Linked DNA regions of Mus musculus: all the other regions are linked to region 1. Evidence: chromatin loops called from intact Hi-C (ENCODE). Cell type or tissue: heart. All regions are shown on one strand.

What was found. A loop is a pair of places that touch in the nucleus more often than their neighbours do. Peaks named below come from ENCODE experiments on the same cell type or tissue, not always from the same donor. Only the 100,000 strongest peaks of a DNase experiment are listed, where the experiment ranks them.
Region 2: it touches region 1 in a loop (6-fold over the local background); 6 of 42 quality-filtered maps call a loop at or near these places.
Region 3: it touches region 1 in a loop (7-fold over the local background); 12 of 42 quality-filtered maps call a loop at or near these places.
Region 4: a loop joins it to region 1, with 5 times the contacts of the local background. A loop is called at or near these places in 23 of 42 quality-filtered maps.
Region 5: a loop joins it to region 1, with 2.6 times the contacts of the local background. A loop is called at or near these places in 11 of 42 quality-filtered maps.

What each region holds. Positions count from the first base shown.
Region 1 is chr9:60,856,123-60,861,122 of GRCm38, reverse strand. Uaca (uveal autoantigen with coiled-coil domains and ankyrin repeats) reads right to left here. Exons shown (of 19, transcript NM_028283.3): 9 at 4,888-4,925; 10 at 1,906-1,983; 11 at 1-71. Among named protein-coding and RNA genes, the nearest start is that of Gm33643, 9.8 kb to the left of the region's middle. In heart, CTCF peaks have their summits at 2,304 (motif pointing right) and 3,038 (motif pointing right); a DNase peak (open chromatin) is centred at 3,083; H3K4me3 peaks cover 328 bases; H3K27ac peaks cover 285 bases.
Region 2 is chr9:60,792,148-60,797,147 of GRCm38, reverse strand. It overlaps Uaca (uveal autoantigen with coiled-coil domains and ankyrin repeats), which reads right to left and starts at 2,706. Exons shown (of 19, transcript NM_028283.3): 1 at 2,456-2,706. The coding sequence starts at 2,539. In heart, a CTCF peak has its summit at 2,826; DNase peaks (open chromatin) are centred at 1,997 and 2,707; H3K4me3 peaks cover 2,923 bases; H3K27ac peaks cover 2,896 bases.
Region 3 is chr9:60,715,745-60,720,744 of GRCm38, reverse strand. All of the region lies in intron 1 of Larp6 (La ribonucleoprotein domain family, member 6), which reads right to left. Among named protein-coding and RNA genes, the nearest start is that of Larp6, 5.1 kb to the right of the region's middle. In heart, CTCF peaks have their summits at 1,557 (motif pointing right), 2,259 (motif pointing left) and 4,675 (motif pointing left); no DNase peak of the experiment used is centred here.
Region 4 is chr9:60,753,942-60,758,941 of GRCm38, reverse strand. No RefSeq gene overlaps it. Among named protein-coding and RNA genes, the nearest start is that of 1700036A12Rik, 11 kb to the left of the region's middle. In heart, no CTCF peak of the experiment used is centred here; DNase peaks (open chromatin) are centred at 891, 1,401, 1,881 and 2,491; H3K27ac peaks cover 2,389 bases.
Region 5 is chr9:60,242,380-60,247,379 of GRCm38, reverse strand. The region is part of intron 7 of Thsd4 (thrombospondin, type I, domain containing 4); the gene reads left to right. Among named protein-coding and RNA genes, the nearest start is that of 2010001M07Rik, 89 kb to the left of the region's middle. In heart, CTCF peaks have their summits at 2,268 (motif pointing left) and 3,688 (motif pointing left); a DNase peak (open chromatin) is centred at 2,239.

The DNA.
Region 1 (5,000 bases):
AGGAGGATTCTTTGTTCTTGCTGAATCTTCCTCAACTTCTCTCTTAAATCTTCATTTTCAATCTCTAGATCCTTTAATAATAAAGAAAATGAATCAACACAACAGAGCAATAACACAGGGAGACGTTGAAAGCACATCTCTACCACATGCAGATGTGTATCTAGAGAACACTTTAAAGAATACGTGATAGGAAAGGGGGGTTGTGGGGTTTGGGGAGATGGCCTCACAGTTGGGTGCTTCCTGTTCTTGCAGAGGACCTGAATTTGGTTCCTGGCACCCATGTTGGGCAGATACCACCTGTAACTCTAGCTCCAGGGGATCTGAGATCTTCTGGTCTAGAGGTGCCTGCCTTCATATGCACGCACATAGGTGTGCATACACACACACACACACACACACACACACACACACTAAAATAACTATAAATCTTTTTTAAAAGTTTTCTGTGCATTTTGCTTTGTTGGCAATGCTGGGTTTCAAGCTCAGGGCCCTGAACATGCCCTGCCACAAGCCACACCCCTCATTCACATGTGATAGTCTCAACAGCTCTCACATGATTGAGAAATCTGAAAACCAACATTAAATCACTGCTGTAATAGCTGGTAAATACAAGCAAAACAAGAACACATAATTGTCATTGTGATAAGGGAAAAATGCAGGCGACTTCTGAAGACACCGTAGCAGATGGGTGTGCGCTCTTAGCCTTTGCCTAAGAGTTCCCACACTTAGGAGGGCACTCCAGTTCCTCTCCATAACCGATCCTCACATGCCGGCTAGACAGAGCACTACCATATCCCATATAAGGGTTCAGTTTACATGGTTTAGGTTTTATTTTTAGGGGAGTGTGTGTGTATGTGTGTGCACTCACACCCCGAGCCCAGAAGAGGGTGCTGGATCCCCCAGAGCTGGAGGCACAGTAGGCTGTGAGCCACCTTTCATACCTGTTGGAAACCAAACTCAGGTTTCTTGAAAAAGCAGTGTGTGCTCTTAACCACTGAGCTGTCTCTCCACCCCTGCTCCCCAAGCCCATTTTTTGAGATAGAGTATCTCTCAGTAGCCCAGGCTAGCCTTGAACTCGTGACCACCTTTGTGCCCCCACCTCTCAAATGCTGGGAATACAGTCACGAACCACCTCATCCAGCAATAGTCTACTTTCTTAACGCTATACCACTAAGTAAAAACCCAAACCAAACACTCTTGTCCTGTCAGACTGAAAGTATCGTTCATTTAGTCTGAAGGTTGTTCAATCAAGGACACCAATTAAAGTTCTTTCTACACTATAACCCATGTAGTAATTCCTTCCGATAACTTTAGCCAATATGACGTGAAAGTGCAGTTAGCTCAGTGAAATTATTTTTCTTAATCAAAACAAATACTACCTTAAGTTTGGGCTTTATCTCCTTAGCATTAGTGGCTCTCACTGTAAGCACTATAATTTTCTAGAGTAAACATAAATGTGTGGTTTATATGGTAATAGTATATTATATCACACATATATACTTATTTAAGTATTATTGGACTTACTTATATAAGATTCATAAGAAAAGTCAATTCCTAAGGAAGGGACTGGTGCAAAGCCAGCCGCAGACCATGAGAGTTTTCCTTAGGGTCCCCACAGTCTCACCTGCTAATCTGCATACTCTCTTCTTCTCACTGTAAGCAACATCCAAATCATTTTTCCTCTTGAATTACAAGCATTTGTTTATTTAATTCATTTAATGTGTGTGTGTGTGTGTGTGTGTGTGTGTGTGTGTGTGTGTGCAGAAGGTAGGCCTTCTCCTTCCGCTCTGTGGGACCCAGGGAGTGAAGTCAGGTCACCACATTTGGCAGCAGGCACCCGTGTGAGCTGAGCCTCAGACTGTGTGGTTTGCCGGGCAGGAAGCAGACGCTTGCTTCTCTCATTACCTGAAAGCTGTGGGGTTCCCTCTGTTCCCTCTGAGTTGACTTCACGCTTCCTTCGTCCTGAGTGTGTGACAAATTCCGCTTTTGTAAAACATGAAGAAAACGGTGGTTAGGATGTACAAGGTGACAGGAAAGTACACTTTCTCTTAATCTAGTGGTTCTCAATTTTCCTGATGCCGAGGCCCTTTAACATGTAGAGTTTCTCATGTTGTGGTAGCCCACCCCAATCATAAAATTACTTTTGTTGCTACTTCATAACTCTAATTTTGCTACTGTTATGAATCATAATGTAAATATATGTGTTTTCTGATGGTTTTAGGTGACCCCTGAAAGGGGGTCATTCCATCCCCAGGTTGAGAATCACTAAGGTATTTCACCCATAGGTGGCTTTCATTCAATGTTACACTTCCCCATCCTCACCACAAGGTGGCAGTGTTTCCATTTAAAACTGCCAAATGGACGGCATGAGCAATACAGGCATTAAGTAAATCGGAATTTTAAACCTCTTAACTAAAGTCACAAATGTTTAAAACTGAAAAAAAAATGTACGAGAAACACAAAACAAAAAGGCATTCTATAAGTTGCCACCCACCACCGAAAGAACAAACCCATTTAAAAACACTGGTGGTGGCAGTTGGGGGAGGGGGGAGGATCATACTAAGTTTGACAGACAGTATGGGCTTCTCCGAACATGGCTGGAGCAGAAGCTCCAGAAGCCAGTGAGGAAAGAGACAGACTGGGGTTCGGCTGCATCTGCACAGAGAGCTCCGCAGAGCTAAGCTGGGTACGCCTCTGCCGTTATACACCTGCCGCTGCTGCTGCTGCAACTCTATTCCAGCTTAGCTTTAACAAAACCACAACGCAGCAGTGGGGACCACCACTCTCCCTTAGTGCTCATGCACACCTATCTTTAAGTCTGCACAAAAGCTAATCCAGAAAGCGATTTCTCTGTTCTTGAGTTGTTTTTATTTCTTAAAGCTGCTGATTTAACTCTCCGAGGGTCTGTTTTTTTCTATGTTATATGAGGTTTATTTAATCAAGCTTTAGAGCATCATTTGAGTGGGTCTGGATGCAGCATTAGAAGGCAGGGCTCCATTACAGAGTCCTGCAACCATCATCTGCTCTGCACTGTTTTCCCGGCTTTGGTCACCAGGTGGCATCTGACAGCTCTCAGATCATTCCATTCGACTCTCTTCCTTCTTCCCTCCCTCACACTGTCTACTCTCATCCTGCCAGCCTGAAACATATTAACTACATCAGTTCTATCCCATTAAGGCTCAGGGGAACCTTCCAGGCACCGCTGGCTTCCTGTGGCACCGCCACATACAGAATGGGGACTTTCATCCTGTCTTTGCTAGTCAGCAGTCCTGTGATGAGATACATCTAAAGTCCTGGACACACCAAGCCCTTCTTAACCTGGCTCTGGCCTCCTTACACTTACTGCTGTCACACTGGCCTTGGCACGCCCTCCCTCAGGAAGGCTCCTCTCACAGCATGTGCTCTCGGCATCATTATCCCTCTTGTGCAGCCTTTTATCACAGATCTGCCATAATACCATGTCTTTCACTGTTACTAACCAGAGCGCTGCAGGAGGGCAGGGACTCAGCACACCACACATCCCTCAGCACTTAAAATGGCAACTGGCACCCTACAGGTGTTCAACAAATCCCCTATTGAACAAAGGCCAGCCTGCCTTTGTCTACTACATTTGGGCTCTCTGACACTAGACACACAGCAAAAAACAAATCCAATCTACAATTGATCTCTCTATATATGTTCAATAAATCAGAGAAACATGGGAATTGGAGCCATTTTGTCTTCAGTTCCCAGCAAAATATTGATTCCTTGCATTCACTGAGATAATCCTTACATCAGGAAGCAAAGTTCCATTTCCATACTGACAATCAATAATGCTTTACTTTAAATACATGTATATTCCAGAACTCTGCTCTTTAGTTTATCTGGTCAACAGGGAAGACTGGAAGCAGTTGCTCCAGACAGAAGCATCAGCAACAGACAAGACCCATGCATGAACGCGTGCTACGATCTGATGGAGCGAATGGCAGGCGCGCCGCGGCCTTCAGATGGTGTGACAGGGCGGACAGTGCGATGAGAGGGAGATGCTGGGAAAGTACCTGTTCCTTCCTCCTCAGAGCTGGGAGGTGGCCGGACTCCCCGACTAGAGCCGAGTGGGGAGCCGGGAAGGGAGCAGCCAGCAGAGGGGGGAGACTGCTGGCTCAGGCTTAGGAGCCAGACTCGGAGAGATGAGAAGACAGTGTAAGAGTTTCACTCAAACCGGGATGCAAAGGGAGGCGGGTCACAACGAGAGTTGTTAGAATTAGTACCGACTAAAGTGCTTTATGGACTGTGATATTTTTTTAATTAGTCAAGCCTCCCCCCCAATTAAACACATCTAGAAAAGAAATAAGAAAAAGAAATAAGACATTAACAGTGGTGTTGAAATCACAATATATAATCAGTTTTGAACTGTGTTCAGGAGGGTGTGCTGGCACACACCTATTATCGCTGAGACAGGAGGACAGCAAGACCAGGGTCAGCCTGGACTACACAGCAAGACTCTTGCCTCTAAACACAAAAACAAACCCACTTTTCCCCTTCATTTCTTATTTCATTGGAAGAATCTTCTCTAACAGTATAATCAGCTCTGGTTTTAAGGCCAAAGTGCCTTGAAGAACCTCGTAAGGTCCGCCTCTCGTACAGGACGAGGGGGATGTTCAAGGCCCTCGTCAGGATGTGACTTCTTCCTGGAAAGTAGGAGCCAAAGCCCCTTGCCTCAAGCTGCAAAGCGCGGTATGATTAACAAGACCTCATGCCCTGAACACATACCTTGTGGGCACTGACTATCTGAGGGCAGACAACAGTGGTTAAACTCAAAACACACCACGTGTAACCACTGGCCAATTCTAAAGACATGACTTAAATGGTACAGTTAAGCAGTTTTTAAAAATGTAAGTAAAGGCACACCTGCTGCAAAGGCGGTCCTTTCCTCCAAAGTTCTCGCCCTAGGGATGTAAAGAGAAGGCCCGTTAGACAGCAGCATGACCTAGGCAGAAGGCTTCCCCAACCGCACCTTCAGG
Region 2 (5,000 bases), 64 kb after region 1:
CACAAGCAAACACACACGATAGATAGATAGATAGATAGATAGATAGATAGATAGATAGATAGGTAGATAGGTAGATAGATAGATAGACAGACAGACAGACAGACAGACAGACAGACAGATATTTTTTTAAAAATTAAAGTATCAGGATACACTGTATCTTACCTATCAGACACATGTGCTGCTATTGAGAGAGAGACAGAGACAGAGAGAGACAGAAAGACAGAGAGAGAGAGAGACAGTGTGTGTGTGTGTGTGTGTGTGTGTGTGTGTGTGTGTATCTGCTGAGATGTGCTTCCTCTGGAAGGGCATGAAGGCAAATAATAACCCTAGAGGCTTCTGAAGAAGGTGGGGGCTGAAGGACAGAGATGAGAGCCTGACAGTCTGACAGACCATTGTAAATATTTTTGTTCCCGGAAGACATTAAATATCCTGGATTTATTCAAAAAGGTTGAAAGGCAAAAAGAGAGATGAAGAGAGCAGCCTAGTCAGAAACATACACACACACACACACACACACACACACACACACACACACACACACGCGCGCGCGCGCGTACAACCAAACCAGAGATAGAGATTCTGGGCTGTATAGGTTGAAAAGCTACAGGGTCTGTTCTTCCCGTTCACCCACATTATCCTGCTGGTGCGTGGCTGGTTTAGCTAGCCCCTTTCATTTAAAAAAAAAAAAAAAAAAACCCCACGGAATATATTCTGCACCTTAACAAACTGAGAAGTGTGTGTTGCTTCGGAAAGAACAGTTTTTGCACCACGCATTTTAACTGTTAGGGTGTTATTTTGAGAAATGGCAAAATGCTCAGTTTAGTGTGTACTGAAGACAAACTCAAGAGAGACTCATGCGTGTCAAGCCAACGCGGCGCATACTGAATCCAGCAGCAGCAGCAGCAGCAGCTACAACCTCAGGGCTTCCTCCAGGAGAAATTCAGCTGCAAGTCTGGAGAAAGGCAGATCTTCTGCTAGGGAATGGGGAAGATGCTGATCTGTAACCATGGCTACCCCAAAACACTATGTTTTTCTGACAAATATTTTTTTTTAAGCCAAGCAAAAGAAAACCTTTTCCCCATGACTTTACCAAACAAATTCAGGCGTGGTCAAACATCAAAGAGCAAGCCTGCTGTCCGAATCTACTGTCATTTCTTTCTCTGCCCCACACAATCCCACTTTGTTTGTTTGTTTGTTTGCCTGGTTTTGAGTCACGCTTTCATATAACCCAGACTGGACTCCAACTCCCTACATAGCCCAGACTGGCCTTGAATTCGTGATCCTTCTGCCTCTGCCACCCAAATGCTGGGATTACAGACAAGCATCACCACACCCAGACTCCAAATCATTTTTTCAACTTTTTTGTTTTTGTTTTTGTCGAGACAGGGTTTCTCTGTATAGCCCTGGCTGTCCTGGAACTCACTCTGTAGACCAGGCTGGACTCGAACTCAGAAATCCGCCTGCCTCTGCCTCCCCAGTGCTGGGATTAAAGGCGTGCGCCACTACGCCCGGCTCTACTTATTTTTTTTAAGTCTAGTTTCGCCAGTTTCCTTGAAGGCCAACTAAACTACTACTAAAGGTAATCCTTCAGAAAGACACCGATCTGAATAAATTCAAAACCAGGCACAAATGAATTTGTATTCTCATAGAAAGCATATAACCCCTAACTAAAATCTGTATAAAATTATAAAAGTCCATTTTAATTACGAACATCGGGCAATTTGCACATTCCATTTCCTCTGTGTTTGACTCTGCAAGACTTTTAAAATAGAACTTCCTTAATAGCAGAATTTTGATGAGACGGCCATTCTAACCTGCCAAATTATCCAAGTTCCAACATCTGCAGTCAGGATGTTTCCCAAGATTTCTGCTCTCTCTGCCAACTTACAGAGAAGCCTCACAACTCCGCTTCTCTCCCGCCGCACACCGAGGCCAGGCTTCAGCTCGGCACCCACGTTACGCACCCACCTGCCCCACCTGGGATTTACTCTGCCAACAGGACAATCACCTTCCCGACTTCGCCATCTCCAGGGTCAAACACAAGCGGGGCTTTGTCTGCATTCGAGAGATCCCTATTCTCGCCCAGCCTGGCTGAGAACCAGACTTCCCCTGTGACAGCCTCAGCGGAGGACACATAACTTCTCTCTCTCAACTCAGGCACGGCTGAAAGCCGCGGAGCCTGGTGGGTCCGGAGTCCGCACCGGCTGCACCGGGTGGAAGACAGGAGCCACCTGGCCCCGGTATCGCGGGCGCCGAGCGCGATGGGACAAGCGAAGAGCAGGATGGCACCACGGGAAGACAGAGAGGGGGTCCCCCCGAGGAAACAAGTGGGAATAGGGTACTCCGCAAAGGTCAAAGTGAGAAGGGGACGTAGGACTTCTCCGCGAATCTCAGATCTGCCGTGAGGGACGCAACAGAGAGGGTCCCCGAGGTCCCCGCCTCAGGAGCTGCTCACCGTGCTGGCCACCGCGGTGGGCGATGAGGGTGACGTGGGGCCGGGCGCGTCCTGCTTCCACAGTCGGGACTTGAGGCTCTTCATGGCCACGGCTCTCAAGGGTCCGGGTTCCCACCAGATTGCGGGCTGCGAGGGCAAGAGCCGGAGCTGCTGACGCCCCGGAGCGCGCGGGGCCCGCCCCACCTGCCACCTGGGGCCCCGGGGGCCTCGCTCAACCGGGTCCCTCCGGCAGCCAATCGGGCCCGTCTCCTGGCTGGGGTGGGGTCGGTTCTGACCAATCGGAAACCGGGAAGGGGGCGGGACTTCCCTTTTAAACTTCGTAACACTCTTCCTCTCCCCTCTGGAGGAAAAGTTGGGGAACTTCAGCTATGCAGCGTGTAGAGTTGTGCTACTCAGTGAGCGGAGGCACAGCGCCGGCTTCTGGCCTGTGGTTCCTGCACACTTGGGTGGTCTAAGGTTAGAGAAATCCAGCCTAGACCGGTTCTTATCTCCCCAGGCTCCCCTCTTCTTCCCATTCGCGAGCCCATTATAGGCTAAACATATCTTCCTCCTATCGGGTCCCGGCTTACCTACCTACAAACCAGCTTGCAGGGGCAACTTCCCATCCAGGATCTTCATGAGAACACACGACTCCAGGACCACAAGTCTAACCGCCACACACATGGGGATCTCTGAGGCCAACAACAAGCCTGTAAGAAAAGGGAGCTGCTTTTTCAGATGGACAGTTAACAGACTAGGGGTCAGTTTCCGCAGTGCTGCTGGAGAGATAGCTTAGCAGTTATGGTCACTGGCTGTTCTTGTGGAGGACGGAGATTCGAGTCTCAGGACCTACGTGGCAGCTCCCAAATGTCTTTATCCTCAGTCCCAGGAGAGGTGATGCTCTCTTCTGGCCTCCGTGGTTAAGTGTTAGTGCACTGCTGTGGAGGAAAAGATGGAACAGAGTATCGTCAATAAAACTTCACTTGTAGCCAAAAGTGAGAAAAGAAATTGACCAAAAGGGACTGGAAGAAGTTGAAGATAAATATAACTGAAATATATTGTATATGAAATTCTCAAAAAATGTAAAATATTATGTTTTTAAAGTGCTTTGTTCTTTTTGTAGACACAACAGGCATAAGTACACAAGGCATTAGCTCATCTGACTCAGAAGTCTGAACCAAGAAAAACTATTTAAGGCTGGGATAAGAACACTGTCTGTCAAACAACAACTACTAATGTCATGTCAACAGGAGGCTTCAAAAATCTTCCTTGGAGTGAGATTTTCCCCGGCAAAATGTTAATTCTCACACACATGGAAAGACAAACAGCCTGAACTCCTCACAAAGGCTCTTTTTGTCTCTAAGGGCAGTTCTTTCTAAAGCTTTCCCTTAGAGTGGCTCTAGTCTTTATTGTAAAAGTGAGGAAGTCTTCAGAACTCTCCTGAAGATACAGTGTTCAGAGACCATTGATCCTCAGCAGAAAGTCAGTAACAGAGAGAGAGAGACAGACAGACAGAGAGAGAGAGAGAGAGAGAGAGAGAGAGAGAGAGAGAATGGGAAAATGGCTAAAGTTTCTCTTGGTTAAACTTAAGGAATCTTGCGCCCCCGCCCCCCCCCCCCCGGAAGATCCACAGCTGGTCTGACTTGGCTGACTGTGATCCAGCTGTTTGTGGGGGCAGGTTCCCTCTGTCTTCACTGCTAACAGAGAAAGCCAGCATTATCTCATGCTGGACTCCTAGGGAAACTTCCTGGACGGATGGCCGTTGTCCCAGTTTCTAGTTCTCACCTTGCCCATCACAGCAAGTGACTAACTGATAGCTCATCTTGGTTGTCAACCTGACACACCTGGGAAGAGGCAACCTCAGTTGAAGGACTGCCCCCGTCATCTTAGCATGTGACCATGTCCGTGGGACATTTTCTTGATTCCTAGTTGACGAGGGAGGGCCTGGCCTATGATGGGCAGTGTCATACCTAGGCAGGTAAGCCTGAGCTGTATAAGGTAGAAAATATAAGTCTGGAAGCAAGCCAGTAAGCAGAGTTCCTCCATGGCCTCTGCTTCAGTTCCTGCCTCCAGATTTTTGCCTTCAGTTTCTGCCTTGACCTCCCTCAAAGATGGACAATTACACGTAAGCCAAATAAACCCTTTCTTCCCTACTTGTTTCACAACAGAAAGCAAACTTAAATCCTAACCATTACCAAAAAGGCTGACACAGTAACCTCCTGTGCTCTAAACTCCTCAGGTAGAATCTCAGGGTGGCAGTGTATGTTTGTAAACCAGCATTTAGGATGGTGTATTAGTTACATTTTATTTGTTGGTAAAACATCAAGCCAAAGTGACTTATAGAAGAAATAGTTTATTGGGGAATTAGGGTTCCAGAGGGTTAGAGTCCATGATGATGCTAACAGAGGCAGCAGGCAGACACTTATGTCTTGAACAGCAACTGAGAATTCACCTGTTGAACCACAAACGGGAAACAAAGAGCTAACTCAAAATGGCCAGTCTTTCGAAACCTCAGGCATGTCCCCAATGACAGGCTACCTCCAGCAAGACCTCCCCAAACTGACCA
Region 3 (5,000 bases), 140 kb after region 1:
TGCCTCAGTACAAACTTATTCATTATTAATGTCTCCCATTATTACAGTACACTTCTTAAGGAGATGCCAATTATGCAGCATCATTAGCTGAAGTACATAGCTTGTTTAGACTCCTTTGATTTCCCCCTAAAGGATCTCACCCAGGATTCCACACTACCTGCACTATATCTCCCAAGGCTCCTCTTGGTGGTGACTTTCTCCAGCTGTCCTTACCTTTGAGGACCTTGACAGTGTTGAAATATATGCTGTGGAATGTCTTGCCTTTGAGGTTTCTCTGATTGCCTCCACCATGGTTATTCTAAGGCAGGGCATCTGGGGAGGAGGACCCTAGAGGTAAACTTCCATCCTCCCTACATCATACCAGGATACAGTTAGCAACTGTTGCTGTGTGCCCATCAGGTCTCTCCACTGGGAAATCACTCCTTCCCCTTGGAAGACTGCAGAATCCCTCGCCCACTCTTCAGGAGGGAGTTTAAGCTCCATACTATTCATCTGAGAGGAGAGGGAGCTGATAATTTGCTGAGTGGGCTACGTGGACTCCCCTGCAGCTCTCTACCCATATTGCTTTTCTTCCTATTTGGCTCTAGACACGTAATGGGGGCAGGCTTCAATTCAGGGCAAACAGAGACCCATCTGGCTGAGCCTTCCACCCAAAGTAGAGAGGTTTTGCCCTGAAGCTCCCAGTTCCCCCTTAGCCTCCCCAGAATCCTGCGGTACAGTCAACTCCTTCAGAAGACAGCCTTGTTTCTTTGCTCCTGCTTGGCAGTGCCTGTCGTGTTGCCAGAGTCTCTTTGCTGGTAGGCAGAGGCTGGAAAATAGGTCTAAAGGGAAAATGTAAATTCAATTACCTTTCGGATATCACATCTCTTTTTTATTCCTGTATTTTCATGTCTTTCCCACCCAGAGCCTTGCTATGGTTGTATCTTCTCACCTCCTACCTCCTCCTGTACTGTATTTTGGGCTCCAGCCTCCTCCACACAATTGCCACATTGCATATTGTGAAGAAGGCATTGTAATATGCAGCTGTTGTACTTTAACATTATTACTACTAATTGCAGCAGGGTTTCCACTGCAAGCCTACAGTGCTTAGCTCCGTATTCCGATGCACTTAGAACCTGACTGTCTCCATCTTGCAAACTGATTTCTGGTGACTTCCTTCAAGGCCCGTTGCTCCAAGCGAATAGAAAGACCCCATGGTGCAAACTTTCTTACCTCAAACCTTTGCTCCTGCTATTCCTGATTCCTTGAACAGCATGTCCCGCTCTTGGCCCTGTATCTCAAAAGCGACTCTCCAGGAAGGAGCTCGCCACTCCTCGCTAAGGCTTGTCTATACTGTATCATAGCTCCTCATGTACGCATCTCACTAGCACCCTGAATCCTAAGTCGAAGGTAGGATTCATACTGGCTTCTCGTATTCTGGTACCATTTAAAAGGTTTGCACATAGTAGAGTTTTTACACATTGTGTATACTGTAAATAAAATAGGTGTTGTGATGGTATTTTTTTAAAGATTTATTTATTATTATATCTAAGTACACTGTAGCTGTCTTCAGATGCACCAGAAGAGGGCGTCAGATCTCATAACGGATGGTTGTGAGCCACCATGTGGTTGCTGGGATTTGAACTCAGGAGTCAAGATTATCATTTTAAAAAAAAAATAAAGGAAGTAAATACCAAAAATCTGTTATGTTCAAACTGAATTATTATACAAATTTATCTTAAAAAGCAGACCTGTGCCTGGAGAGGCCTGGGAAGTGATGGTGCCCGGGAAGAAACAAGCACTTTTTATTTTCAGCCTTGGTTTCTAAATGCTTTCTTACTAGTGTTTCAAAAGACCATGGATTCCTGTGGAAATGGCTAAATTCCATGACTGGAGTAGGAAAAGTACAAATTATGAAGTTTCCAAAAGTGAGGTTGTGCTCAAAACCAAGTAGACATGTTCCCAGAGGGTGCGCTGACGGCAGCATGGAGGGGTGTTCCCAGCTACATGACAGACTCTCAAGCATCCAAAATAACTGTAACTAATTATAACAAAAATAGGTAAAAATCCACGAGGAAAAGTTCACGTTTGAGAAAAGGCCCACATTTCAAAGGTGAGATAATTAAATATTTCTTCTTTCCTCACTGGGAGAAACACTTGGTCAATCCAGATGAGAAGGCAAAGCTCTTTTCCAAAGGAGAGCGGTTAGAGAGGTGGCTCAGTGGTTAGGATCAACAAGCTCATACCTGTTAACTCCAGGTCTGTGTATCTGGTGCCCTCTTCTGGCCCTAATAGGTACTGTCTGTACATGGGGCACAGGCAGGCATACGTGCAAGCAAAACATGTAAGATGTGAAACAAAATTTCAAATTTAAAGCAAATATCTCCCATTAAAAGAAAAAAAAGCCTGTGATTTGATGTCCCTGGTGCTGAAGTTCACATGTGTTTAGGGAAGACTGAGAACCAATGCTTCTTAAACTCACCCCAGAAAGTTGGATAGAATGAAATATTTGCAAATCCATTTCACAAGTGTTACTCTGTTATTAAAGCCAGACAGGGGCATTACAAAGAAGGAAGTTACAGTCCAATACCCCTGAGGAGCACAGATGCAAATAGATTTCAACAATACACTAAAAGGATGATTATCCAGCCAGCCATCAGAGAGTCGACCTGCAGTCCCAGCTACTTGGGAGGCTCAGGCGAGGAAACAGAACACACACACCTAAGAGTTTATTAGCCTGAGTGACATACTGAGACTCCATCCCCTAAAACTACAACAATAAACAAAAACAAAGGGACTGGGCCTGAAGAGACAGCCCAGCGGCCCACAGCACGAACTTCTCTCGCACAAGACCAGCGTTCAGTTCCCAGCACCCACGTCAGGCAGCTCACAGCCACATGTAACTCCAGCTCCAGGGGCATCCGATGCCTTCCGCTGGCATCCAAGGAAACTTGCGTGCCCATATGTACATAATTAATATACTTTTAAAATTGTTATTTAGAGTAAACAAAATTTCATCCATCATACTCTAACAGGAATTTTCCCCGGAGGGCAAGGCTGGCACAACGTATGCAAATCAAAACACTGTGATATATCACATTGATAAACGAGGGACAGGAAGACCGCAAAGACAGATCTGTATGATGGAGAAACACCCTTAACCAATTGTGTCACTTGAGGTGAGGTAATGGAGTGTCACGAAGAGCCTATGGAATACTCTTGCCAAAATGTTTAGTCCAAATTCAATTAACCCCTTAACCTCTAACTGCCACATCAACAGGAAGTCTACGGCACACAGGGATAGGTTAATGGAACTATGAAAACTGATCTAAACATGAAACATCTGAAAAAAATGTCTCGCCTTACATTCTTCAAATATTAAAAGCATTAGAAAGGAAGATGTTAAGAATGCTCCAGATCAGGGCTTTTTAAACTTCCCCCCTAGCAACACCTTTTGATATGAATTTTTATATGGCCTCAGATAGAGAGGCATATAAACTAAATATTTATTGATGACAAATAATAAATTTTACTTTAAAATAGCTCCTTGGTAATAATTTTTAAATTTTATTTCATGCCCATGGGTAGTTTGCTTGGGTGTATGTATGCTCTGCACCATCTGCATGCAGAGCCAGAGGCTGCCCTGGAACTGGAGTTACAGACGGTTGTGAGCTCTATGTGGGTGCTGGGAATCAAGTCCAAGTCCTCTGGAAAAGCGGCTGGTGCTCTTAACCGCGGAGCCATTTCTCCAACTCTCTAACTTTATCGTTTATTAAAGACAAAACAAATGGGCACAGCACTAGATGCCACGATTGCTGTGATGTAAGGTGCGAAGCCTAGGCTGATATTTGGCACTGCAGCATGGAGGACATCTCCCACATTTTTCCAAGGATGACTAATATTTAGATGAATAGTTTTTCATTGCCATTGCTGGCAACAGGGCCTTGCCATGAATATATAATGCAAAGTGTCAGAAAAACGTCTAGAGCCATTTCACAACCGACTGGAAGTTCTGTGTCAATGCCAAGCCAAAACTCATTTAACAATATTTTTGTGAAGCTAAAGTCAGGAACCGAGTGAGTGATTTTTTAAAATCAACCAATCAATTAATCAATCAATCAATAGAGTCTTTGCTGCTCTTCTAGAGGACCTGAGTTAGATTCTCAGCACCCATTTTGGGCCGCTTACAACCACTGGCAAGCCCAGTACCAGGGGATTGGACACCATCTCTGGTCTCAGTGGGCACTGGTACTCATCTACAATTCACATACATAAATAAAAATAAGATGTTAAAATTAAACAATTAAAAAATAAATTAATTTTATATACACCAAGGAATAGCTAACTAGGAAAATGTAGAGAGTCCATGTTTTCCATAATTAAACCATTATGTTTCTCTGAGTGCAGAAAACTTTGCACACAGCAGAAACAAGGTGATCTGTATCATTGTAACTCAAATCTGAGGTGAGCGGTTTGGGGCAGCATTTGCTGGCACTGGGTGGGGTGGCAGTATGCACCTGGCAAAATGTGCACCCTATGCTCAGAACTAAGGCTGCCGAGCAGTCACGGCCTGGGTGAGCATTGCCAGAAACACCTCACATTCTCTGTACACTTAACTTAATTTCTGCTCATTGTTTGTTCAGAAGCCTTTCATTGTTGTTAAAGTGTTCAGCACACGGCTGCATTTGGGGAGTGATGCCCTCTTCTGGTCTCCATGGGCACCTGCATGTTCACCCTGCCCCCACGAGGGTCTGGCTCAGCTGTTGACTTTACAAGGTCATCATTTTTAAGATGCTGAACTCTCTATTAAAAGATTTTTCTGAAACAGCACAATAGGCAAACTCTGCCTGACCCGACTGCCTGCTGGTCTGAGGATAAGAAACAGCTGTAGAAGATGACTGTGGGATTTTGAACATGGAACTTGACTGTTGAGACAATCTGGGACGTTCTATTAGGGAGTCAGTGCTCGTCTTCTGAGTTGGCAAAGGTAGTGTTAACAGCTTCCCAGGGAACATCCTTGT
Region 4 (5,000 bases), 100 kb after region 1:
CTGGTCCTGGTTAGGTCTGGGATGGGAGAAATGGACCCAAGTAAGTGCCTATAAACACAGCCAACCCAACCAAAGAGTAGGAAAACAGAACGGTAAGATGGCTCTAAGCCACTAGAGTCAATATAAGTATATTTATTCTTAGTGTGTAGGGGACACAGAGGTGACAGCTGAGAACCATATGGAAAGAACAAGAGCTGGAGATGTGGGCAGAACCTGACGGACCATCCGAGACCGGTGGTAGAGTTACACTGGCCCAGCCATGGAACATCTTCCACATACACTAGGAATTTGGACTTCAAGTCTTGAAGAAATGGAGAGCCTGTGTGGTTTTGAAGTAGGAACTGTGTATTGTATTTTAGAGAGCTCAGGAGATCAGCTGTGGGAAGCTGGAAACCTCTCCGTCTCCTGTGGCATCCAGCAGAGGGATCTCCATCAGAGAGAGCACCCTGGCGTGTACCTGGCACTGGCAGACGCAGGTCTTGGAGTTTGTCTCTTCTAAGCTGTGGAAGCTGAAGACTGTAGTGTGGGAATAAACCATGGGGTATGAGGAGGGGCATGGGAGGAGGGGAAGACACACTCAATGCAATTCCTCAAATGGGGGGAGGAAGGGGGGCGCATTCCTTTCCTTATCTAAATATGTATTTAAAATAATCACAGAAAATAAAGTTGAGCTTTTGCAAGCTGGGTTAAGGGAGGCGAGCTAGAAATGCACAAAACCCAGCAAAGTAGGAAAAATAAGCAGAGGAGAAAAGAATATAAAAACAGGAAGTCTGCAGGCAGCAATTCCCCATGAGGTCATCGGCAAAGGCCCCAGAGGTTGATTCTCTGCAGGCCACAGGGTGTGGAAAGAAAAGCAGGAACCGTCTCTCAGAGCCCTGGGCACTAGGACAGGTCAGAACACGGTCAACGCTGGAGGCAGCTGGAAAATGTGAAAGCCATTTGTCCATGGGATGGGTGTGGGGGTGGTCTTCAGGCTGCCCAGCCCCAGTGGGAGGAGTGGAGTGGGAAACAGGGAACTGATAGCTAAAGCTGTGACCCGGGTCTGGGTCTAACTGAGGTGACTGAGTATGGCTAGGGAGGCCTCCAAGAAAGTGTGGTCTGGGGACATACTAATGACACCCAGCTATGATGTCAGTAGGACCTGAGACCAGGTAAAAAGTGGGTTCTATTTGCTTGTTGTTTTGTTGTTGTTTTTAATTTATAGCAAACTATTGTCCTGACAGCCAAGCTCAGAGCCTGCGTGACTGTGACCACTCAGAGAGGCATTTTTGCCCCCTCATACATGGGATGTCAGTGGTGGCTCTGACGTGAAGGGTCATGGAGGCACAGGGGACTAAAAGTGGGGGGAAAAGCTGGGGGTCCTGTGAGAGTGTGCCAAAGGACGAGCTTGGTGAAGTTCCCCACGTGCCACTCACGTGACTCTTTCTTTGGAGATAGGGTCTCTCATTGGCCCAAAGCTCAAAGCTCAGCAAGTATAATAGCTGGTGAGCTCCACCCCCACCCCATTCCTAACCCATCTGTTTATCCATCCCCAGTGATGAGATTATAAGGCGCCCGGCCTGGCTTTTTCACTTGAGTGCCAGGGTGAGGTAGTTCCCTCTCTTTGTGTGTTTCATCTCTCTCTCTCTCTCTCTCTCTCTCTCTCTCTCTCTGTGTGTGTGTGTGTGTGTGTGTGTGTGTGGTATATGCGTAAGTATAAGTGCAGGTATGTGCTCCTGTGCAGATCTTAAAGGAAGGCACTGGGTGTCTTATCTCCCACTTTCTGCATCACTGCTCCAAAGAGTCTGTCACTGAGCCAGAGGCTCAGGATTTCATTACACTCCATCCATCTCCCACAGTGGCGGGGCTCCAGTCCCGTGCAGCACGCCCAGCTGTCTCCTGAGTGTGCTGATTCAAACTCAGGACCTCGTGCTCACTTGGCTCTCTCTGTCTCTTATCTACTGTGAGGCAGAGAGCCTCCTGCACACACCCCTGCTGCCATGAGGTGCTGCCCAGGGTCTCGGAGGCCCAGCCACCACCACAGAGGAGTCTTCTGAAGCCAAGATGAATCGGCAAAACGCCCCAACCCTGGCATCTATGTCTCCTCCAAGTCTGTTTCCCTGTCACCCATTTGGTGGGAAGGTATGGAGAACTATCTGGAAATGTAAATATTCTTGGCAGGGACTTGTTTGCATAGCAACCGAATGGGACCACTTACTATCTTTGCGGACAAAATATTTTAGTCCTCAGGCCAAGTCTAACTTCCCAGGAGTCAGTGAGCACACAGAGGTCAAGCAAGAGGCTTTGCTGCTCTCAAGTTTTTCCAATTACTTTGAGTGTTTATGATTCATCTACCTAATAAGATAAAGGGCCAAAATAAAACCAAGAAAAAAATGACACCTTTGCTCCTTTTTCCATCTCCAGGTTCAAGTACTCTTTCACCTTTTCTTTCGAAAAGTCCAGGCCTGAGCATTGCTCTAGTGTGACCTTCGATGTTTCGCCACCTGGTGGTCTCAGTGGTAACTGCATGTTCATGCTTCAACATCCCGTGTTTGTGGAGTGTCCACTGTGTATCAGGCACTACACAGTGGTAACTGTACTTACTCACTTCATATTCATATTAAATATAAGGTTCTGCCTGTGTGGTTAGACGCTCACCATGGATTAGTATCAAATGCACTACAGATACCCCGTAGCTGCTGTTATAGGAACCCATGAGCATCGTGACCAAAGTTACTTGAGGAGGCAAGGGTTTATTTGACTTTCACATCACAGTCCATCGCTGAGGAGAGTCAGGGATGGAGCTAAGCAGGAACCTGGAGTGAACAGAAACCATGGTGGAATGCTTCTTACTGGCTTTCCCCCTCTGGCTTGTGCTCAGCTTGTTTTCTTATACAACCCACCTACCTAGGGAATGGTACCACCCAGAGTGGGCTGGGTGTTCATAAACAATTATCAACCAACAGTTCCTACAGGCCAATCTGATGGAGGTAATTTCTCAATTGAGATCCCCCTCTTCCCAGGTGTGTCAACGTGACAAGCAAGATGAGCTGTCACCACAGCCTGAGTCAGACACCATCCTGTTTGTTGCCATTATAACTGGACAAATTTCCCTGCACACATGCAAACAAAACCAGATATCTGCACCTTCACCACATGGAGACAGAAACTTAGAAATAGCAGGCCCCATCTTCTGAGAACTTCAATAGTTTTCATGTTCCCAGAGAGTTTCTGAGCAGTGCTATTATTAAGGAAGACAGGGCTGGGGAAGATGGCTCAATGGGTAAGGACCCACATTCAAGCCCTAACACCCACATACAAAGCCAGGCATGGTGGTGCATGCCTGTAACCCCATTGCTAGAAGGCAAGAGTTAGTGGCAGCAGACTCTAGGTGCTTGCTGGTCAGCCAGTTTAGCTGAACCAGGGAGCTTCAGTTTCTCTGAGACACCCTGCCTCAGAAAATAAAGTGGAGAAGCAGTTGAGGGAAACACCTGAAACTGACCATTGACCTCTTGCTGTGTGTGTTCACATATGCAGATAAATGTTCACATTTAGCATGTATATGTATGCATATAGAAGTCTGGGGACAACCTCAGCTGTCATTTCTCAGTAGTCATATATGGTATGTATGTATGTATGTATGTATGTATTATGTATGTATAGGATCTCTATTTTTTAACTAGGCTAGACTATCTGGCCAGCAAGCCCAAATGTTTTGTCTGTTTCTACCTCCCCAGTAACACCACACCATGCCTGTGAGGGGAAGGGGGGTGGATGGGTGGATGGATGGATGGATGGATGGATGGGTGGGTGGATGGATGGATGGAGGGATGGGTGGATGGATGGATGGAGGGGTGGACGGAGGGAGGGGGAGGGGAGGGATGTACCCATGGAGGCCAGCAGAGGCTGTCAGATGCTCTACTTTATTACTCTTCACTTTACCCCCTTAAAACAGGGAGCTCACTATTTTGGGCTAGGCCGGTTGGCCAGCAAGCTCCTGGTTTAGACCTGTCTCGGCCTCATAGCACTAGAGTGACAGGTACATGTGGCCACACCCAGGTCTTTTACATGGCTACTGGGGATTTGAACTCAGGTCTAGCAAATGATCTCAGCCACTGAACCAGCCCCTCAGTCCCCCACCCAGCTCTGGACATGGTTTCTGAGGATCCAGCCCAGGGAAGCACCTTGAGGACAGACACACAGTTAGTGGGTGACACGGTCCAATCATAGCGTTCTAAAGAGAATGTGTATTAAGGAGACTGTCCTTTTGTGACTGGGTTACCTCACTCAGGATGATATTTTCTAGTTCCATCCATTTGCCTAAGAATTTCATAAATTCATTGTTTGCAATAGCCGAATAGTACTCCATTGTGTAAATGTACCACATTTTCTGTATCCATTCCTCTGTCGAGGGACACCTGGGTTCTTTCCAGCTCCTGGCTACTATAAATAAGGCTGTGATGAGCATAGTGGAGCAGGTGTCCTTATTACATGTTGAAGCATCTTCTGGGTATATGCCCAGGAGTGGCATTGCTGGATCTTCCGGTAGTACTATGTCCAACTTTCAGAGGAACCACCGAACTGATTTCCAGAGTGGTTGTACCAGCTTGCAATCCCACCAGCAATGGAGGAGTGTTCCTCTTTCTCCACAACCTCGCCAGCATCTGCTGTCACATGCTGTCACAAAAGAACACACATGGTATGCACTCACTGATAAGTAGATATTAGCCCAGAAGCTTGGAATACCCAAGATACAATTCACAAACCACATGAAACACAAGAAGGAAGATCAAAGTGTGGATACTTCAATCATTCTTAGAAAGGGGAACAAAACACCCATGGAAGGAGATACAGAGACAAAGTGTGGAACAGAGATGGACAGAATGACCATCCAGACACCTGGGGATCCATCCCATATACAATCACCAAACCCAGACACTTTGTGGATGCCAACAAGTGCTTGCTGACAGGAGCCTGATATAGCTGACTCCGGGGAGGCTCCACCATTGCCTGACAAATAC
Region 5 (5,000 bases), 610 kb after region 1:
CGTGGAGTGTGAGGCATAAGGAGCAGTTGCTGATTGGCAGGTCTCCTTAAATGTGTGCCCCAGACTCCTGACCTGCCTTGGTCCAGCCGTCATGGACCCTCCTGATGAGGCACAACCATTTACATTCCTCTACATGATCTGTCTTCTTGCAGCCTCTGCACATTCACCTATCAGCTGTTGGTCATTTTCTTCAGCAGTAGAATGTTTCATATGACAGACATTTTTAAAATGTGATTTGCAAGAATGTTTTTAGAGGGCGGGGCCAGGTAGCCTTTTGAGCTGGGCCTTCACTGGTGGGGGTTTCTTTGGTGCAGAAGTTTAAAATGTTGTGAGTGGTGCATTGATCAGGGTTTTTTTTTATGATTAAGAATTTTATATCATAGGGCTTTTACACTGTGATGTTATACAGAATTCTCAAGCTGGGTATGGTTATGTGACCTTCTAATTCTAGCACTTAGGAGGCTGAGGCAGGAGGATCAGGGGGTTGAAGCCAGCAGAGATATGTAGTGAATACCTCCCTCCTGTGTTTCTAATAGTAACACATGGTTCTATGCATTTATGCTCTTATATTTTATATTAATCCACTTGGAATTTGTCCTACGTGTCTTGTGAGGTGTAGATTTTAGTTACTGTTTTGCGTGTGGTGCCTCAGTTACATTTTTTCTGTTGTTGATGGTCTTTGGGACTTTGTTACTGTAGGTGCATAGTAGGACCTTCTGTGCTACTCTGTAGAGTATTTCCTTATTCACATTCCCATCTATATGTTTTGAAAGACAAGTAAAACACACAGGCATTTTAGGGTCAGGAAAGACAGCCTGTTCTTCCCTGTTAGCAAGTATGCTCTCACAGACTTCTAGTGCAATCTCTCTTCTCTCTGTCTCTTGTCTCTGTGTCTCTGTCTCTCTGTCTCTCTGTCTCTTGTCTCTGTGTTTCTGTCTCTGTCTTTACATCTTTGTCTTTCTGTCTCTCTGTGTGTTTGCCTGGATCTGTTTCTCCCTCCCCTCCCTCCCCTCCCTCATTCCCTCCTTCTCTCTCTCTAACCGAGGCTGGTGCCAAATTTGAACTGCTCCTGCCTCAGCCTCCCGACTGCCTAGAATACAGGTAGGTATACCAGCCTGGCTATAAACTTTTTAATTTATGTTGTATTTTTACTTGATTTTGAAAAATGAATTTCCCAAGGCTTTTAGGGTAGCAATTTTCCAGATGGCAAAATGAGATAGGCTAGATCAAAGGTCAGTGGACAGTTGCAGCTAAGCATACATAAATAATCCTGTGTCTACCTGGTTTTAGAACAAGCTAGATTGTGGTGGGGGAAACCACTGCGCCTTTGGACAACATGGATCTCAGAGTCATTTACTGTCTTTCAGGAAGCAGGTAGTGTCTATCTTCTTATGTCGTATTTTATCTCATATGGGTTGTATTGTTTTTATTTTATGTGTATGGGTGTTTTGCCTACATATACATCTGTACCATGTACATACCTGTACCATGTACATGCCTGATACCTTGGGAACCAGAAGGGAGTCTTGGATCCCTGGGACTCCTTGTGAGGTGCTCTGTGGCTGCTGGGAACGAAACCTGGGCCCTCTGGAAGAATGATAGAAACTCATAACTGCTGAGTCCCCTCTGCAGCCCCAGGATCATAGCAGTTTGTCTGCAGTATCTATCTGTCTTCTGAAGAATCAGAAATCGCTTTCTCCCCTCTACTTTCCTCCTACTTCCTGGGGAGATGTGTGTCAGACTAGCTGGCCAGTGAGTCACATGGATCCAACCAATGTTTCCACCTTACCAGAACTGGAATTACATGCACGTGCCATCATACCTGGCTTTTTGGAAAAGCCTGGTTTCTGAAGGCCAGACTTGGGTCCCCATGCTTGCAAAGCGAGGACTTTACCACCTGAGCTCAGTCCCCAGCCTAAAGCATACCCACCCTCTAGTGCTCCCGGTCAGTTTCTAGAAAGTTCACGTGTGTATGATGTGAACTTTCAAATGCAATATAAAATATCACACAGTGTCTGCTGGGTTAGTGGTACTTGTTTGTGAGGAAATGCTTTATAAAAATAGACATTTGGTCCCCACCCCCGCCCCAGACTGCACCTGGGATCCTGTAATGTTTCAGCAGTGGCCTGAGTCTTAATGTGCGTTTCAGTCTTTGTAGATAGATCATGTCACACGTCAGCTGAGACTTTGGGAGCTTAAAGGCAGGACATGTTTTACAGGGTTCACGCATGATGTTTTCTAGAATTGGTTGGCAGCGACATCTAGTGGTCAGAGGCAAAAGTGCACATCCTTTAGAGCTGCCCAGAAGGAAACTATCATAAAGTACTGTTTTCATTGAGAGATGGCAATAGACTAAATAGAGCAAATGAAATAAATGGAACTAGATTTCTGTGGTTAAGAACTGGGTGAACTTCTAACTAGAAGAGAAAATTCTCCTTATGACAACACCAACTATGCTGAGCCGGGGGATGGTGGTAATGATGGCTGCAGTTGTAGTGACAGAAGGCAAGTGATGGTGTAAGAATGTGTCTAGGTTCATCTGTGGGGTTAGCAATAACTGGTGGCTAGGCATGGATGTTTTCCTGGGTACCATGACTAGATTCTGGGATCAGAGAGCCTCAGGAACCACCTTATGACATACAGAGAAATACAGGATGTGTGAGTCTCGGACAAAGGGAGCCAGTTGCTGCTACGGTCCTAGAGTAGGGAAGGCTGCTGGCTGGCTGCAGAGGAGGAGAGGCAGAGCAGGGGTTGGGGGAGTTGGCCTTGAACAGCCTAGGGGAGAGTGGACCACTTGTCCTGAACAGACACAATTGACATTCAGTAGGGATAATTCACACTGCCCTGCCCAGGTTTAACTGCTCTGAGCCTCATTTCTCACTCACGTAAAGTGGGGTTGGTAACGTAGCAGCCCTGCAAGGTTGTGAAGATTAAACCAGAAGCTGCACATAGATCCTTGTCTCATCTGGCCTTGTTACTCTCTGAAGGACGGAGTTGAGAAGAAGACGAAGAACGGGACCCAGGGAGCAGCTCCCTCTAACTGTGTTATCTTCCACACAGGCAGAAACTTTCCGGGAGCTTTGCAGGGAGGCTGGCTGGCACGGCTACTCTGCGTCTCTGGCTCCAGCCCCATTAGTCTCCCACGATCCCTTCAGATCTTTCACACACCTGAGCACCCTGAGAAGCCGTGATCAGGTTGAAGGCAGAACATTGATCTTAAGAACGTAAGAACTGTTGTTAGAATTGATCATTCTGCGGAGATTGTTAATACGCAGAGATCATTGATACACAGAGAATACAGGGGTGGAGGCAGAGAGGCCGATATTTACCCAGCCTGGGCCAACTGTCCCTACACACGTTCTTTAGGTTTGAAGTCTTTCAAAGTACAAAGTTGGACAGGGGAAAGTGGAAGGTTTGCCATTTTCCTTCCTGCCTAAAGTGTGTCTTTAGTGGAGGGAGGTTGGGCTGGAGCCCTGAAGCCTGTCCTGTGTTCTTCCCCTTTCTTGTCTGACTTCTCTGGGTTTCCTAAGTACTGTTCAGAACCAGAACATGATGAGCTGTCCAAGCTCTTGACCCAGCTTGCCCTCCAGCTCCCAAGCAGGAAAACAGAACGAAACAACAGTGCTGTAAAGCAAAACACCTAGCTCACGCCCCAGTATGGTCACTGTTGGGCCCCCTGCTGGCAGTTTTCAGAACTGCGCCAGCCTGACTTTTGTTTGTTGTTTGTTTGGTTTTTTTTGTTTGTTTGTTTTCATTTTAAAGGGTCATTAATAAGCTGTGCTCTTCTTTGGGAAAGCATTTTTGAAATGTATGTTCAAAGCCATCCTCTGCCCCATTCCCTCTAAGGAAGCAGGCGCCACTTAACCAGCGCGCTGTGTTGGGTTCAAGCAAAATGGGGTTGCAACATGTTTCAAAGGTGTGCAACAGATGTTCTCTGAGGGCTTGCTTATTTGTTTATTTGGAAGAAAGAAGGTCTGAGGCAAAAGCTGGAAGGAAAGATAGGAACACCCTGTCAACTTAAAACCTGACAATCCCATAATCACCTAAGCTCAAAGCTTTTATCTCCAGCCGATACAGAAAGAAAGAAAAGAAAAAACACTAAGAGGTCTGGGGATGCAGCTCACTTATAGAATGCTTGCCCGGAATCAGGAGGCATTCCCAGAACTGCATGGTACTGGGCATAGCAGCAGACACCTGTAAACCCAGCACTACAAGGTGGAGCCAGTCGGATCTGGAATTCAAAGATGTCCTCAGCTACATGAGTTCAAGGCCAACCTGGGCTACATGAATAAGACCCTGTCTCAAAAAAAAAAAAAAAGGTCCTAAGAAATAGAGGGAATGCCCTCTCCAGTGTGGGATGTCTTCGCTTTCCAAAGCAGCGTTAGTACCCTGTAAGTGCATGGTGAGTAGCCAGGCAGGGCAGAGTGGTGGCACCAATGGGTCAGGGCTGTGGGTGGCTGACTGACAAGCTAGATAGGCTGGTGCACAGGTGGGGATGTTTAAATTAAACACAAGCTTGGACAGGATCACCCCTATGTTATGGATTTGGCCTAATGCTGCTTGTGTTGTATAATTTGGTCCCCAAAATTGCCTGGGACTCTTAAAGACCCACCTCTGTCTTCACGTAGAAGTTAGGCCCAGCCATTGAGCTATTTAAGGCATATTAGAATATAAAGGCTGCTTGTATGCATGGGTGTCTTTCATTCAGGAACCCAGAACATTGGGGTGGGTATCTAGGAGTGCCACCACCACCACCACAGGGGTCGATTTGAGTAGGGTTAATTGGGATCTGCAACACCCCAATATCCCTCTGCTTCTAAGATCCTGTAAGTACGAAGTTCTGAAGAATTCAAAGGAAAACTTGAAAATCCAGAACGGGACCATAGCAAAAGAATCCATGTGTCCTCTGCAATGGGACTTCTCACCTGGGCTCCAAACTCTACAATACACTTCTGCACACTGGCTCGGAGCGCCTCCTCGGCCTCTGCCACCAAAGCCTA